2 separate regions of the Homo sapiens genome follow, and region 2 is linked to region 1. Evidence: chromatin contacts called from ENCODE Hi-C or POLR2A ChIA-PET data. All regions are on one chromosome and are shown on one strand. The core of a region is the stretch at or near the end of the contact, and the rest is flanking DNA. Distances in the headings are between cores, read along the strand shown.

Region 1 (7,078 bases), core at 1,309-3,808:
TCTGTCTTGAAAATAGGGATTTAAATATTTATTTAAGCCAGGTGTGGCTGAGGTGAGAGGATCACTTGAGGCCAGGAGTTCGAGACCAGCCTGGGCCACACAATGAGACCCCTGCCTTTACAAAACAATTTTTTAAAAAAATTAGCTGGGCATGGTGGCGTGTGCCTGTAGCCCCAGCTACTCAGGAGGCTGAGGTGGGAGGATTACTTAAGCCTGAGAGGTTGAGGCTGCAGTGAGCCTTGATTGCGCCATTGTGCTGCAGCCTGGATGACAGAGCAAGACCCCATCTCAACATATGTGTATACATCTATCTATCTATCTATCTATCTATCTATCTATCTATCTATAGCTATATCTGTCTCATCTCTCTCTCTCTCTGTCTATATATATATATATATATATATATATAAATAAATATGTTCTTTTTTTTTTAATTTAACAAAAGCAGGAAGTAGACAGACACAGTGGGTGGTTCATGCCAGTAATCCCAGCACTTTGGGAGGCCAAGGCGGGAGGATTGATTGAAGCCAGGAGTTTGAGACCAGCCTGGGCAATATAGTGAGACCCCTAACTCTACAGAAAGTTTAAAAAAAAAAATCAGCTGGGTGTGGTGGTATATGCCTGTAGTCCCAGCTTCTTCACATCACTGCACTCCAGCCTGGGCAATAGAGCATAACCCTGTCTCTTAAAAACAAAAAACAGGAATATATGTAGTAGAGTCACCTTGAGTGTGGATTGGGAGAAGAAGCTAGGACAGGAAGGACACTAATGTGTTTGTGTTGGGTAAACAAACCCTGTTTATTGGGAGACCACCTGCTCCAGAAGAAAAGACACCAGGTGAAGACAGGAAGCTGGGTGCTGCTAACTGAATGAGCTGGGACAAGGCCCTTCCCTTACCTAGGGATAGATAATAAAAAATATTTTATTGTATATTTTTAAGGTAGTAGTTCCTTGTCTGCAGAGTGGGGATTTAGATTACATCTATCCTTTTGGTTTTGTCTACTCACTATGAATTCCCCTATCATAACAGCATCCTAATTTCTCTGGGAGCCCCCTTCTTTACTCCCTGTCCATGTGAAAGGCATGCAGCACTAACTTTATCCTTGGTTCCAGGAAGGCCAATGCTCCATGCTGGCCAATCAGCACCCCTCATTTCTCTGCCCATAGGGATTGGCTCAGAAATGGGCACCTGCCCCAAGTGGACCAGTGAGTTATCCCTCAGGTTTTTGCTGGGATTGTTTTGCTTCTGCTGCGCTAGGCTGGTATGAAGAGGGTCTGAAGCTCAAAGGTAGCCACCATTGTGAGAGTGAAAGACTGAGCCCTGATAACTTATGAACCCCTGAATCCAGCTGTACCTGAAGGCAGCCACATATTCCTGAACATGTTATTCTCCATGAGTCAATATGGTTCCTCTTTGTTGTTTTTTTGTTTTTTGTTTTTGAAATGGAGTCTCGCTGTCACCCAGGCTAGAGTGCAGTGGCACCATCTCAGCTCACTGCAACCTCCACCTCCCGGGTTCAAGCAATTCTCCTGCTTCAGCCTCCTGAGTAGCTGGGACTATGGGCACGTATCACCACGCCCAGCTAACTTTTTTGAATTTTTAGTAGAAACAGGATTTTGTCATGTTGGCCGGGCTGGTCTTGAACTCCTGACCTCAAGTGATCCACCTGTCTTGGTCTCCCAAAGTGCTGGGATTACAGGCATGAGCCACCGCGCCCATCCTCAATATGGTTCCTCTTTGGACTTAAGTCACTGTAGCAGATGACGTGGCTTCTGTGTCCATATCCCCTTGGCATTCATCCTTTTGACCCACAGTGAGTGGATGGCTTCAAATTTCCACGCCTATCTTTGCAGCCTGAGGGCTTTGCTCTCATATACGCTCTGCATACACAGTCTGAGAATGCTGGGGGCTTCACCCTCCCCTACAAGCAGCCCTTAACCAATGAGTGACAGGGGCTGGTGGATAAATGTCCCCACTCCCTTGCCCTTCACCTGGATAATTCTGAGGTGTATTGCACTCTGTGTCCCACAGTTCCCCAGCAGGGTTGAGCCCCAGCTGCCCAGAGTGATAACCTGCTCAGTAACTTACCTTCTATTGGTTTCTTTCCCTTCCCTGTCCTACTTCCCTCCCCGACCAGAGCTTCCTGGGATCATTTCTCAAGTAAACGATTTAATATCTGCACACAAATCCTTGTCTCAGATCTGCTTCTGCAGGAAACCAACCTAAACGTTTCGTAAGATTGGTTTTCTGTCACGCACAGCTAAAGCTGCTCTGGCAGACGCATGGTTCAAGAATTCTTTTAAAATATTTGCCTCATAACTGTATTTTTCCAGCCTGCTTTTCAGCTCAAAGGAAGTATATGCACTGAGTTGACTTATCAGTGTGCATAGCAGAAAGGGACCCAGTAAGAGAAAGCCCCCTGAGAGGCCCTGGGACAGCTGAGTGATCCACCCTGGCTGCCTCCTCTCCACCTCATTCTCACACACTAACCTTTCCCAACCCTTTTCATTCCAAGGCTCCTAGCCAGCGCCCCCCACCTGCCTTAGGAGATAACCCCAGTTCCTTCCTCGGATTCTTTCATCTGCAAGGCCTCAGTGTTCTTGTCCGGCCAGTGATAAGGACATTCAACGTCATTTTCCTGTCCCTGACCTTTGAAAGAACCCTACCCATCTGGGGCCTGTGATGTAGACTCAGACTGAGATGTTCCATCTTGGGGATATAATCAGTGGGAAAGAGAGAGATTCCTGAGAGGTCATCATTCATTCATTCATTCATTCAAGAAATATTTATGGAGTGCTTGGGCAAGGAATTCTAAATTGCAGAGTCAACTAGAGCCAGCTTAAGCAGAAAAGGAATTTTTTTTTTTTTTTTCTAAGATGGAGTCTTGTTGCCCAGGCTGGACTGCAGTGGCACAATCTCGGCTCACTGCAACCTCCGTCTCCAGGGCTCAAGTGATTCTCCTGCCTCAGCCTCCCAAGTAGCTGGGATTACAGGTATGCACCACCACGCCTGGCTAATTTTTTGTATTTTTAGTAGAGATGGGGTTTCACCATGTTAGCCAGGCTGGTCTCAAACTCCTGGCCTCAAGTGATCCACCTGCCTCGGCCTTCCAAAGTGCTGGAATTACAGGCATAAGCCACCGTGCCTGGCCCACAAAGGGATTTATGAAAGGTAGGAAGTACTCTAGATGTTAAATAGCCACAAACGGTGCAGCCAGGAGCATCGATGCCAGGAGCAACACTCACCTTCACTGTTGAACTGTTCTAATCAAAATATCACTGCTGCTGCTGCCCCCCTCTCCCCAAACTCAGGACCTAGGTAGCTAGAGACAGGCTGCTAGAATTGCCCCATGCTTCCCCAGAAGGACCAGATACCGCTCCCACTGTGCTTGCCAGAAGACTCCACCACTTGGCATCCTTCTGCTTGCTTCTGTCTCCAAGGCTTACTAGGGGAACCCAGATCACATAAGGCACTCTTGCTGCAAAGAAATCTCAGAATGTAGTTTTTCTCTGTCTGGCCTTTACAGTACAGGAGGTCACACTACAGGGGAATGGGATAGGTGAGTGAGCCAATCTGTAGTATCTGCCGTAGGCTCACAACAATGATAAAGTCAGGGCTGGGCACAGTGGCTCATGCCTGTAATCTTAGCACTTTGGGAGACCAATGTGGGAGGCTCCCTTGAGGCCAGGAGTTTGAGACCAGCCTAGGTAACAGTGGGAGACCACTCCATCTCTACCAAAAAAAAAAAAATTAAGTGGTGGTGTGTGCCTGTAGTCCCAGGCTGAGGAGGGAGGAATGCTTAAGCCCAGGAGTTCGAGGCTACAGTGAGCTACGATCGCACCACTGTACTCCCGCCTGAGCGACAGAGCAAGACCCTGCTCTAAAAAAGAAAAATTAAAATAAAAAAATTTTAATGATAAAATCAGAAGAGTCCCCTGCTTTCCAGGAGCTCACCATTGACAGGAGGATATCAACACCAAGCAATTCCAGGAGGGAGAGCATTCCAAAAGGGAAATTATAGACAGTTACACACACATAGACCAAGAAAACTCAACCTATTCTAACAGGACCTCCTGAAACAGGTGCCGTTGTACATGATGTGTGAAGGTGTTTAGAGGCTAACCAGGCAAAAGAAGGGCAAGAGGGAATAGCACTTCAGGCAAGGGAAAATCTCATATGCAAAGGTCCAGTGGCAGGGAAGGTGAGGGGTGCAGGAGGAAGTGAGAGAAGCCCACTTCTCTCTGACTGGAGAACAGAGAACAAGGGGAACAGAGGGAAGGAAGAGGGGCGGTAAGGGAATAGACCATGACCTTGTGGTCCATGATGTGGAATTCAAACTGTCTCCTAAGGCCAGTGGTGACCACTGAATGCTTATGAGTAAGGCAGTGACATAATAGCAACTGCTAATATTTATTTATTTATTATTTTGAGATGGAGTTTCACTCTTGCTACCCAGGCTGGAGTGCAATGGTGTGATCTTGGCTCACTACAACCTCTGCCTCCCAGTTCAAGCGATTCTCCTGCCTCAGCCTCCCAAGTAGCTAGGATTACAGGAGCCTGCCACCACGCCCAGCTAATTTTTTGTATTTTTAGTAGAGATGGGGTTTCGCCATGTTGGCCAATCTGGCCTTGAACTCCTGACCTCAGGTAATCCCCCCACCGTGGCCTCCCAAAGTGCTGGGATTACAGGTGTGAGCCACCGTGCCCTGCCTGCTGATATTTATTGACCACTTATTCAGTGCCAGACTTTTTTCTAAGCTGCTAACATGTATCATTTAGTATGTATTTGCAACAACCCTGTAATTAAGGTTCTCCAGACCACGAGCAAATTACTCAGCCATTCTGTGCCTCAGTTTCCTCATATGCACAATGGGAGTAATCATAGAACCTACCACAAAGAGTTAGTATGAGGGTTACAATGAGTGCTTGGCACATGGGAAATGCTGTGTATGTATTAGCTTTTGCTACTATTATTCCCATTTTATAGATGAAAAAGCTGAAGCCCAGAGAGATGAATCAGTTTGTCTGAGGTCACACAGCTAATGCTAATAAGGCATAGAATGAACAGGACAGGTGTGGCGAAGGTAGAAGTGCTGGTGGGCGTGGAGAAGCCACATCTTCATCCTAGGAGTGATGGAAGTGTGGACCACCCATTGGGACCCATGTGGCCAGCCTCTGTTCTGACTGGTCAGTGCCTAGGTCATGCCGGTTCTTAAATATTTCATTATCACCCTGTTATTACTACATATATGACATTGTTTTGTGGATTTAATATTTACACAAACGGTATCATACTAAATGTTAACTTCTGCAAGTCCCTTTTCTCACTCAACATTACTGTATGTTTAAGATCTGTTTAGATCTAGTTCATTCATTTTATTTTCTTTTTTAGAGATGGGGTGTCACTATGTTGGCCAGTCTGGTCTTGAAATCCTGGGCTTAAGTGATCCTCCCACCTTGGCTTCCCAAAATGTTGGGATGACAGGCGTGAGACACCGTGCCCAGCCATTCATTCATTGTTTTTTTTTTTTTTTTTTTTTTTTTGAGACAGAGTCTCGCTCTGTCACCCAGGCTGGAGTGCAGTGGCTCACTGCAACCTCTGCCTCCTGGGTTCAAGCGATTCTGCCTCAGCCTTCTGAGTAGCTGGGACTACAGGCACATGGCACCACACCTGGCTAATTTTGTATTTTTAATAGAGACGGGGTTTTGCCACGTTGGCCAGGCTAGTCTCAAACTCCTGACCTCTCAGGTGATCCACCTGCCTTGGCCTCCCAAAGTGTTGGGATTACAGGCGCGAGCCACACCATTCATTGATTTTAATTGCTCACTAGTATTCCTTTACAGGAACATGTCATGGTCTCCTTGCCCACTATCCCATGGATGCCTATTTAGTCCACTGCACTTTGGACCCATTGTAGGCAAAGCTGCCACACCCAACTTTGCATATGTTGAAGCTTCTCTAGGGTGAATACCAGGAAGTGGGATCACTGGTCTCAGAGTTCATACGTTTCAACTGCCAAGCAGCAGTACATGAAGAGTTCTTGTTTCTGCACTTCCTTACCGATGAAAATAATACCACTACCCCACATGACACTTACTATGTGCCAGGCATCTTTCTAAACATCTAACATGAAATAACTCATTTAACCTCTCAAAAAACTTTGAGGTGAGGTACTATCATCATCTCCACTAGATAGATGGAGAATGAAGACACAGAGAGGGCAAATAACTAGCCCAAGGTCACTCAGCTAGGAATAGTAGAGCATGGCATGAACCCAGAGAGGCTGGTTCCAGAGCCTGGGCTGTTCATCACTCCTGTAGGCCTTGGAATTTTCTGGTTTTCAAGTTGCTGCCAGTTTATGACTGTGAAATGTCTCTAAGTGCTTTAAGTTGCATTGCCTGCTTAGAAGGGACCTTGAGGACCTTTCCATCCATTTTTTGGCCAATCAAGCATCCTCTTCAGAAAAATGCCTCTTTCTAGCCTTGGCTGTCCCTGAGTTTCTGATCTTTTCTGCAAGTATGCCTGGAGGCCAGGACTTGGGGCGGGGCCTGGCACAGTGAGCGCACTTGGTAAAAATGTACCAGACTCACCAGGCATGGTGGCTCATGCCTGTAATCTCAGCATTTTGGAAGGCTGAAGCAGGCAGACTGCTTGAGCCCAGGAGTTCAAAACCAGACTGGTCAGTGTAGTGAGACCCTATCTCTACAAAATAAAAATTAAAAATTAGCTGGGCGTGGTGGCACATGCTTGTAGTCCCAGCTACTCAAGAGGCCTCTGAGATGGGAGGATGGCTTCAGCCCAAGAGGTCGAGGCTGCTGTGAGCTACGATTGCACCACAGCACTCCAGCCTGAGTGACAGGGCAAGACCTTGTCTTTGGGAAAAAAAAAAAAGTGTTCACTTTGGCAGCGCATATACTAAAATTGGAACAATACAGAGATTAGCATGGCCCCTGTGCAAGAATGACATAAAAAATTGTGAGGTGTTCGATATACAAAAGAAAAAAGAAAAAAAAGTGCCAGACTGACTGGTGGTGTCTTTCACGTCTCTCACCCTCTCTTCCTCCTGGGAGGCCAAT
Region 2 (7,078 bases), core at 3,271-5,770, 750 kb after region 1:
GAGGTTGCAGTGAGCCGAGATGGTACCATTCCACTCCAGCCTGGGCAACAAGAGCAAGACTGCATCTCAAAAATAATAATAATAATAATAAATAAACTTTAAAAATAAAACAGAGAGATCCCATGTGCGCTTTGCCTAGTTCCCCCATCCACTGCCCATAACATTTTGCAGAACTGCAGTACAGTATCACAACCACAATACTGACATTGATACAGTCTGCTCATCTTATTCATATTTCCCCAGTGTTACTCGTATCCACGTGTGTATGCATTGTGTTTTCAATACTCTTTTATTATAAAGCTGTTTTTAATGTGATTCAATTCTAGGTTGTTTTGTTCTGCCCTCAAAAAGCATTCCCTCTCCTAATCATATCTCCGTCATACCCTTGTATGTTTTCTTTAAACCTGTTTTAAGAAAGCAGCTACCTGTAAGAGAAATGAGATTGAAAACAGAATTGCCAATCTGCTTGTACTTTATAAGCCTGTTGATTGTTTAGATACGGTTTAGCCAGTTTATAGTTACCCTGGGTGCTGAAAGGTATGCTGGATGATACCTAACCAACAGAGAACCATTGAATGCCGTTCAAAATGGACTGAAGCATCAGCAATGTCTGAAAAAGGCCTGACAGTAATGTACATGTCAAATGGCCCGTAATTTAAGCAGAGTAGAGTAAGTAGAAGAATAAACATGGGGAAAGTTCCAGCAACAGAGGAGGCTTTGAGCTTTTGCTCTTCATCTTGAGTGGATGTTGTTCTCAGGTGGTAATAGGCCATCGAGCTTTCTCCACTGGCTGCCTCTCTGGGGAACAAATAACCGAAAAGATACTCAGCACCCTGGTTGGTACATAGGTGGTCAGTTGATTTATACTTCCTGGTTTTCAGTGTTGCTTGAATTTTCTAAATGGAAACACAGTACCTTTATAATCAGAAAACAATCCCGAGTTTTGATTTGAGGGTGTTGTAAAAAGTTAAAAAAAAAAAAACAGAAATGTGAAAAGGAAGTTGTGTTAGAGTATTTGGAGTTGAGAAAGCATGAAAAGGACAGAAGAGAAGCTGGTTGTCAGGTTGCATGGGGTAGCTACAAGCACACTGACCAGAAAGTCAGCTGGAAAAAAAATGTAGAAACAGGAGATAAAACGGCCAAGGGGCTATACAAGCAAACAGCAAGGACCTGAGAAGAAAAACTAGTTAGGTGTGACTGTCAGAGTGATGTGTACAGTGTGATCCTTTCTGTGTAAAAACAAGCAGTAAGAATTCGCTGTTTACGTTTGCGTGTGTTTGGAGAAGAGTGGGGAAGAGTAGGCACTGCCAGACTGTGAACACTGGTTAGGTTATTGTTATATCTTTGTATTATATACACTGGACATGTTATTTGTATAATATGAGAAGAAATTTTATAAATCATTAAATCTTTTGGCATTTAGGAACATTTGTGTTTTCTAATAGTTGCTTCTATACTATTATCTTTATTATATGCCCTTCATCTTCTCAGTGTTTGGCTGTTGTTGTGATTCCCTTTTGTGAGCAGTGTTGAAGTTAGCTAATATTCATTTCTTCTCCCTTCTTTCACCCTCCTCCAGAGTCTGATTTGAAGTATTCCTAGCTGCTACCTATAAAAGCAATAAGCAAGATTGTTTTACTTTTCACAAACTCGTCCTGTTCTGTGCCTCTGCCTCGGACATAGCTGTAGTATAGAGTGTTGTCTCCCTTACATCCTTCTATCTTAGACCTACTAGTAAATATTAATGCTCACTCTAAGTTCTTCTCAATTCTTTTTTTTTTTTTTTTTTTTTTTTTTGAGAAAGAGTTTCGCTCTTGTTGCCCAGGCTGGAGTGCAACGGCACGATTTCGGCTCACCGCAACCTCCACCTTCTGGGTTTAAGCGACTCTCCTGCCTCAGCCTCCTGAGTAGCTGGGATTACAGTCACGTGCCACCACCCCTGGCAAATTTTGTATTTTTAGTAGAGACAAGGTTTCTTCCATGTTGGCCAGGCTGGTCTCAAACTCCCGACCTCAGGTGATCCACCTGCCTCAGCCTTCCAAAGTGCTGGGATTCCAGGCGTGAGCCACCGCGCCCAGCCTCTTCTCTCAATTCTTCCTGAAGCTCTTTCTGCACTAGATTCCTCAGGAAGGGCTTGTGGGAACAATCTTCTGTGAATCAACAGTACATATTCATAATAGTTTGTCAGCAGCCTATTATTTTAAGGCCATTTGGTCTGTATATAAAAATGTTTGGATCACATTTTCTTTCTTTAAGGTAAATATGTTATTCTGTTGTCTTCTGGTATAAAGCATTGCTGTAAATGTTTGACAGTCTAATTATCTTTTGCTTATAAGTGACTTAGGGTTTTTTGTCTATGTGCCCAAAGGATTTTTTCCCTCTTTCTCTCTTTTTTTTTTTTTTTTTTTTTTTTTAAACAGACAGGATCTCACCCTGTTGCCCAGGCTTTAGTGCAGTGAGGCAGTCAGAGCTTACTGAAGTTTTGAACTCCTGGGCTTGAGGAACAAAGGATTTTTTTAACCTTTTAATTCAAAGTCTCATCATTTATGCAACCATGTCTTGGTGTTGGCTGTTTTGGGTTGTTCTCCCTCAAAAATCCATGTGCTCTTTCAATATGTAGTTTTAAATCTTTTTTTTTTAATTTCAGGAAAATCTTGAATTAGAGTTTTCCGTTTTTCGTCTGGTACATTGCTTGGGTTTCCTTCTTCAGGAACTCAGCCTGTTATGTGTATGTTTGATCTTCTTTGCCTGTCGTCTGTTTCTTTCACTTCCTCTCACTTTTTTAAACTTCATTTATTAAAAAAAAATTTTTTTTTCGAGACAGAGTTTCGCTCTTGTTGCCCAGGCTGGAGTGCAATGGCGTGATCTCGGCTCACTGCAACCTCCGCCTCCCAGGTTCAAGTGATTCTCCTGCCTCAGTCTCCCAAGTAGCTGGGATTACAGGCATGCGCCACCACGCCCAGCTAATTTTTTGTATTTTTAGTAGAGACAGGGTTTCTCCATGTTGGTCAGGCTGGTCTTGAACTCCTGACCTCGTGATCTGCCCGCCTCAGCCTCCCAAAGTGCTGGGATTACAGGCGTGAGCCACTGTGCCCAGCCTTATTAAAAATTTTAAAAACATACATTTAAACTTAACAGAAAAATTATGAGAGAGAAGGGGGTGGTGCCAGGCTTTTTTAAACAACCAGCTCTTACATGAACTCATAGAGTGATAACTCATTACCATGAGGACGGCATCAAGCCGTTCATGAAGGATCTGGCCCCGTGACCCAGACACCTCCTACTAGGTCCATTTTTAACATTGGGGATCACATTTCAACGTGAGATTTGGAGGGGGCAAAACTACAAACCATGTCACTCAGGGATTGGAGGAGCAAGTACCACCTATACTTTGGACTCAGGTAGAAAGGCAAAATATCCAGGAAATAAGCTGCTACCGTCCAGGGTTCAGCAGAGGTGCCCATCAGCCTGCCAAGTACTCAAGAGTCCAGCCTCTAGGGAGCTAATCATCATGGTGAGCTCTTCGAGGCACAGGGAGCTGGGAAGACAGTGCTTGCCACCCCTGCCTGAATAGTGTTTGCACAGAGAGTTCTGTTGTGTCTTGATTGGGTCCTCCTGCCACTGGGAATGCTGTGGATTATACTAGGTCTCTATCTGGCTTGTTTCAGGGCTCCATGTGAAAACCTTCTTGATATCCTAGCCATCCACCTGCTCAGTCCCTAGTTTGCAAGGAGGCTGTGGGGAGCCTAGATTCTGTGTCAGATAGAATGTACTACATTCCGTCTCAGGAATGTACCACATCAGAAAACAGTGCGACCTGCAGGAGAAGTAGAGGTGAAGAGGCACATTCTTCCGAGAAATGTTTCTCTCAACACCCAGCATTCCCTGGATATCAGCAGGAAATTACTCACTGCTAGAAAATGCCCCATGAGCCTTCTGTTAAGGAGGTCAAGGGAGAGAACAGAGAAAGTTCTCAAAGTTGACTTGGTCACTGGTACTTTCTTATGCGGTTCTTATTTTGTTTGCCATCGTCATCATCATGCTATGTCTATTTTCTCAATCCAAATCCACTGCTTTCACCTTGGTTCTTTCTGACCGGTTTGGCACACTCATTCAGTAAATCCTTATGGAGAGCCCAATGTCTGCATAATTGTGCTGTGCTGATGACCAAGCTAGACCTACGAGTGTCGGCTCCTTTGAGATGTACGGGACAGCTCTTCTGTCATCTCTTCTGGGAAGCCTCTCCAGGCTTGGTGAACAGTGGCAAGATGTTTAACAGTTGTACATGTGTCCCATGTTCCTTTCTAAGAGCCTGGGCAAACCAGACCCGGTCGCAGGTCATCGTAGTATGGCGTGAGCTTCCTCTCTCCTTTCTGACCTTTTGTGTGATGGCAAGAACCTGCAGAGTGACACAAGCAGCAGGCTTCTGAGGTTGCTCTAGCCTCAGAATGGCCGTCCCTTCTCCACCCTGGCCCTCATTGCTGAGGTTTCCTTTGAAGCAACAGTGCCGGAACAGACTAGGGGAAGCAGCTTGGACATAGCTGTATGATTTATTACCACCCATTGAGGCCAACCAAAGTCGGCAAGGAGAGGTAGCAGGTCAGTGGTGCCTGGAAGCTTCCTCTTTCCTTTGCACCAGATGTGACTGCTCTGCAATTACTCCTAAATTTGCTACTCTCGTTTTTACTAGCCAACCTTGATGTTTTTCCCTTCTTCCTGTAGAATAGACTTCCCCTCTGATCAGTACTTTCTACTCAACACTATTTGTGGCCACAGTGGGAACTCATTGAGGACAGGGACCATGACATTACTACCTGACCCATCAACACTTGGCATAACTTGAAATGCAAGGACAAAAATTGGCTGCAAGTACAATGTGGTCTTCACTCTGAAGGTGATCCTTAAAACTTGGCTTTGGCATCATATTGCCTTAATATACCTAGGGGATTGGGTAAAACCAGTTACTTTAAAAGAGTTTTACAATTCTGGCCTTCTAGCTATCTTGTCTTCTTAAACAAGAGCACAAGATGAATGTATCTTAGTGAAATTTTATATGGTTTGCTTTGAGTAATCTTGCGAAGATTGATTTTTAGCACAGTAGGAAAGACACATTCTAATAGTGATTTTTTTCCCCGAGTTTATGTACTGCTGTTGCATGAAAATCTGACTAGATTTAATGTTCCTAAAGTTCTTTGTTCATCCTGATTTTTGCAGGTCCTAGGGAAAGCTTTGTTTTCCTCTTAACCTAACTTAGATGTTGTCATTTCATGAGCTTTGGAGGAAGAGTGTATAGCCAATTGTGTAATGTCTTTAAAGGATATTATCTCTGCAATAGTTGTTTATAAGGCCTAAGTTATTCATGTAATAATAGTGGCCCCGGATCTGTTTCTAGCAATAGGTATATGGATTTTGGTTCCTATATAGTTGTAGTTGTGGCTTTGAGATATTGAGCAAGCCCTTTTAAGAAAGGATTTGGCATCCCTCAGCCTTCAAAAGCTTCTCAAAATTGATCATATGTTATTAGCAAAGGTTTACTGCCTGCTTCCATTGTATAGACAATTTATTTTTTATGTATTCCGTTCTAAGAAGGCAGATGACCAAAAGATCTTGCATCTGTTGCCCAAGGCTTGTGACTAGAGAGGAAAGAGATAAGAATACTTTTTTAAAATCCCATTTTACTAAATATGTTGAGGAAGTGGTAAGATATATTAATTTGTTGAGATTTTTCTGTTATGCCTATTATATGAAATAGGTACTCTGAACATGGCTTCTTAATTAAATATATTTGATAAAATACAACTTGCTTCCCCTGGAGTTTAGAAGTCAGATAACTGCCATGGAGAGCTATGCTTTCTTTGTTTTAAAGATCTGCTTATGAACATGATAAACAGGAACAATTTAATGTTTTCAATATTTTCTTGTATTTTACTGCAAGTTTATACACAACATAAATATGGGGGAAGGGGGAAATGTTTATACCAGAGCCATCCTGCCCATTCTTTCCTTACAGAAGGACAAAGGAGCAGTATTTATTTTAACTACAAAAATACTATTGTAGGTTTTAAAAATTCCGTATATTTTGATATCTTGTGTTCCTCTTGACCTTTAATTTGCTAAATAGTTGCAAAGAATGAAGGTAACCTGCATCATCTTCTTAAAAACCAACTCTATCTAATTATAATAGTTTGTCTATCTCTGAAAAATAGTGATGTGTTCATTCTGAAATCAGAACTACCGGATGCAGCTGCATTTTGTTACTATTTGAATTTCGGGAGAGGGAGGAGGATGCAGCCTTTCGAGCTGCTGAAATACACAAACACAAAGAAGACACCAAGCATAGTAGAACTGTGTTAAGCTGACCAAGCCAGAAGAAGCACCTATTCTCAGCATAGTATGAGACGTAAAGGCAATATAATGGGCATAGTTGAAGATGGTAGAAGGAAAATAGACTCTGATGGTTTAATGTTAAATGCTTTTTTTAAAAAAGTGGTATTCCAATATCGAAGAAGAAGACTTTCTACTTTTAGAAGCAATAAAGGAAATTGCAGAGGAAAGGGTCAATAGGTTGGAATACATAAAAATTAAAAACTTTTAAACTTTTTTTTTTTGAGACAGAGTCTCACTCTGTCACCCAGGCTGGAGTGCAATGGTGCAATCTCGGCTCGCTACAACCTCCGCTTCCTGAGTTCAAGCAATTCTCCTGCCTCAGCCTCCCGAGTAGCTGGGATTACAGGCATGGGCCACCACTCCTGGCTAATATTTGTATTTTTAGTAGAGACAGGGTTTCACCATGTTGTCCAGGCTGATCTCAAACTCCTGACCTCGTGATCCGCCTGCCTCGGCCTCCCAAAGTGCTGGGATTACAGGCATGAGCCACCGCGCCTGGACTAAATTGTTTCAGTATTAATTTTTTTTAAAACAAGATCTTACTGTTGCCCAGGCTGAAGTACAGTGGCCCAATCATGGCTAACTGCAGCCTTGACTTCTGGGCCTCAAGGGATCCTCCCACCTCAGCGTCCCGAGTAGCTGGGACCACAGACATGTACCACCACACCCAGCTACTTGTTTTATTTTTATT

Evidence for each region. A loop is a pair of places that touch in the nucleus more often than their neighbours do. ChIA-PET counts read pairs that join two places held with the same protein, here RNA polymerase II (POLR2A).
Region 2: a map with no recorded cell type shows a loop between it and region 1 (2.7-fold over the local background). The contact joins two enhancer-like sites. A Hi-C loop is called at or near these places in 1 of 37 single-sample maps with no recorded cell type. POLR2A ChIA-PET finds 5 or more read pairs at or near these places in 1 of 52 experiments (PC-3).

The regions. Positions count from the first base shown.
Region 1 is chr20:49,787,918-49,794,995 of GRCh38, forward strand. It overlaps the pseudogene RNU6-919P. Among named protein-coding and RNA genes, the nearest start is that of SLC9A8, 21 kb to the right of the region's middle. Within about 2 kb of position 2,559, at least 9 of the 41 ENCODE cell types and tissues checked have a DNase peak (open chromatin) inside an H3K27ac peak, as active enhancers do.
Region 2 is chr20:50,537,256-50,544,333 of GRCh38, forward strand. The region is part of intron 1 of PTPN1 (protein tyrosine phosphatase non-receptor type 1); the gene reads left to right. Among named protein-coding and RNA genes, the nearest start is that of PTPN1, 30 kb to the left of the region's middle. RefSeq lists enhancers at 3,280-4,479, 3,826-4,326, 4,327-4,827, 4,747-4,796. Within about 2 kb of position 4,521, at least 11 of the 41 ENCODE cell types and tissues checked have a DNase peak (open chromatin) inside an H3K27ac peak, as active enhancers do.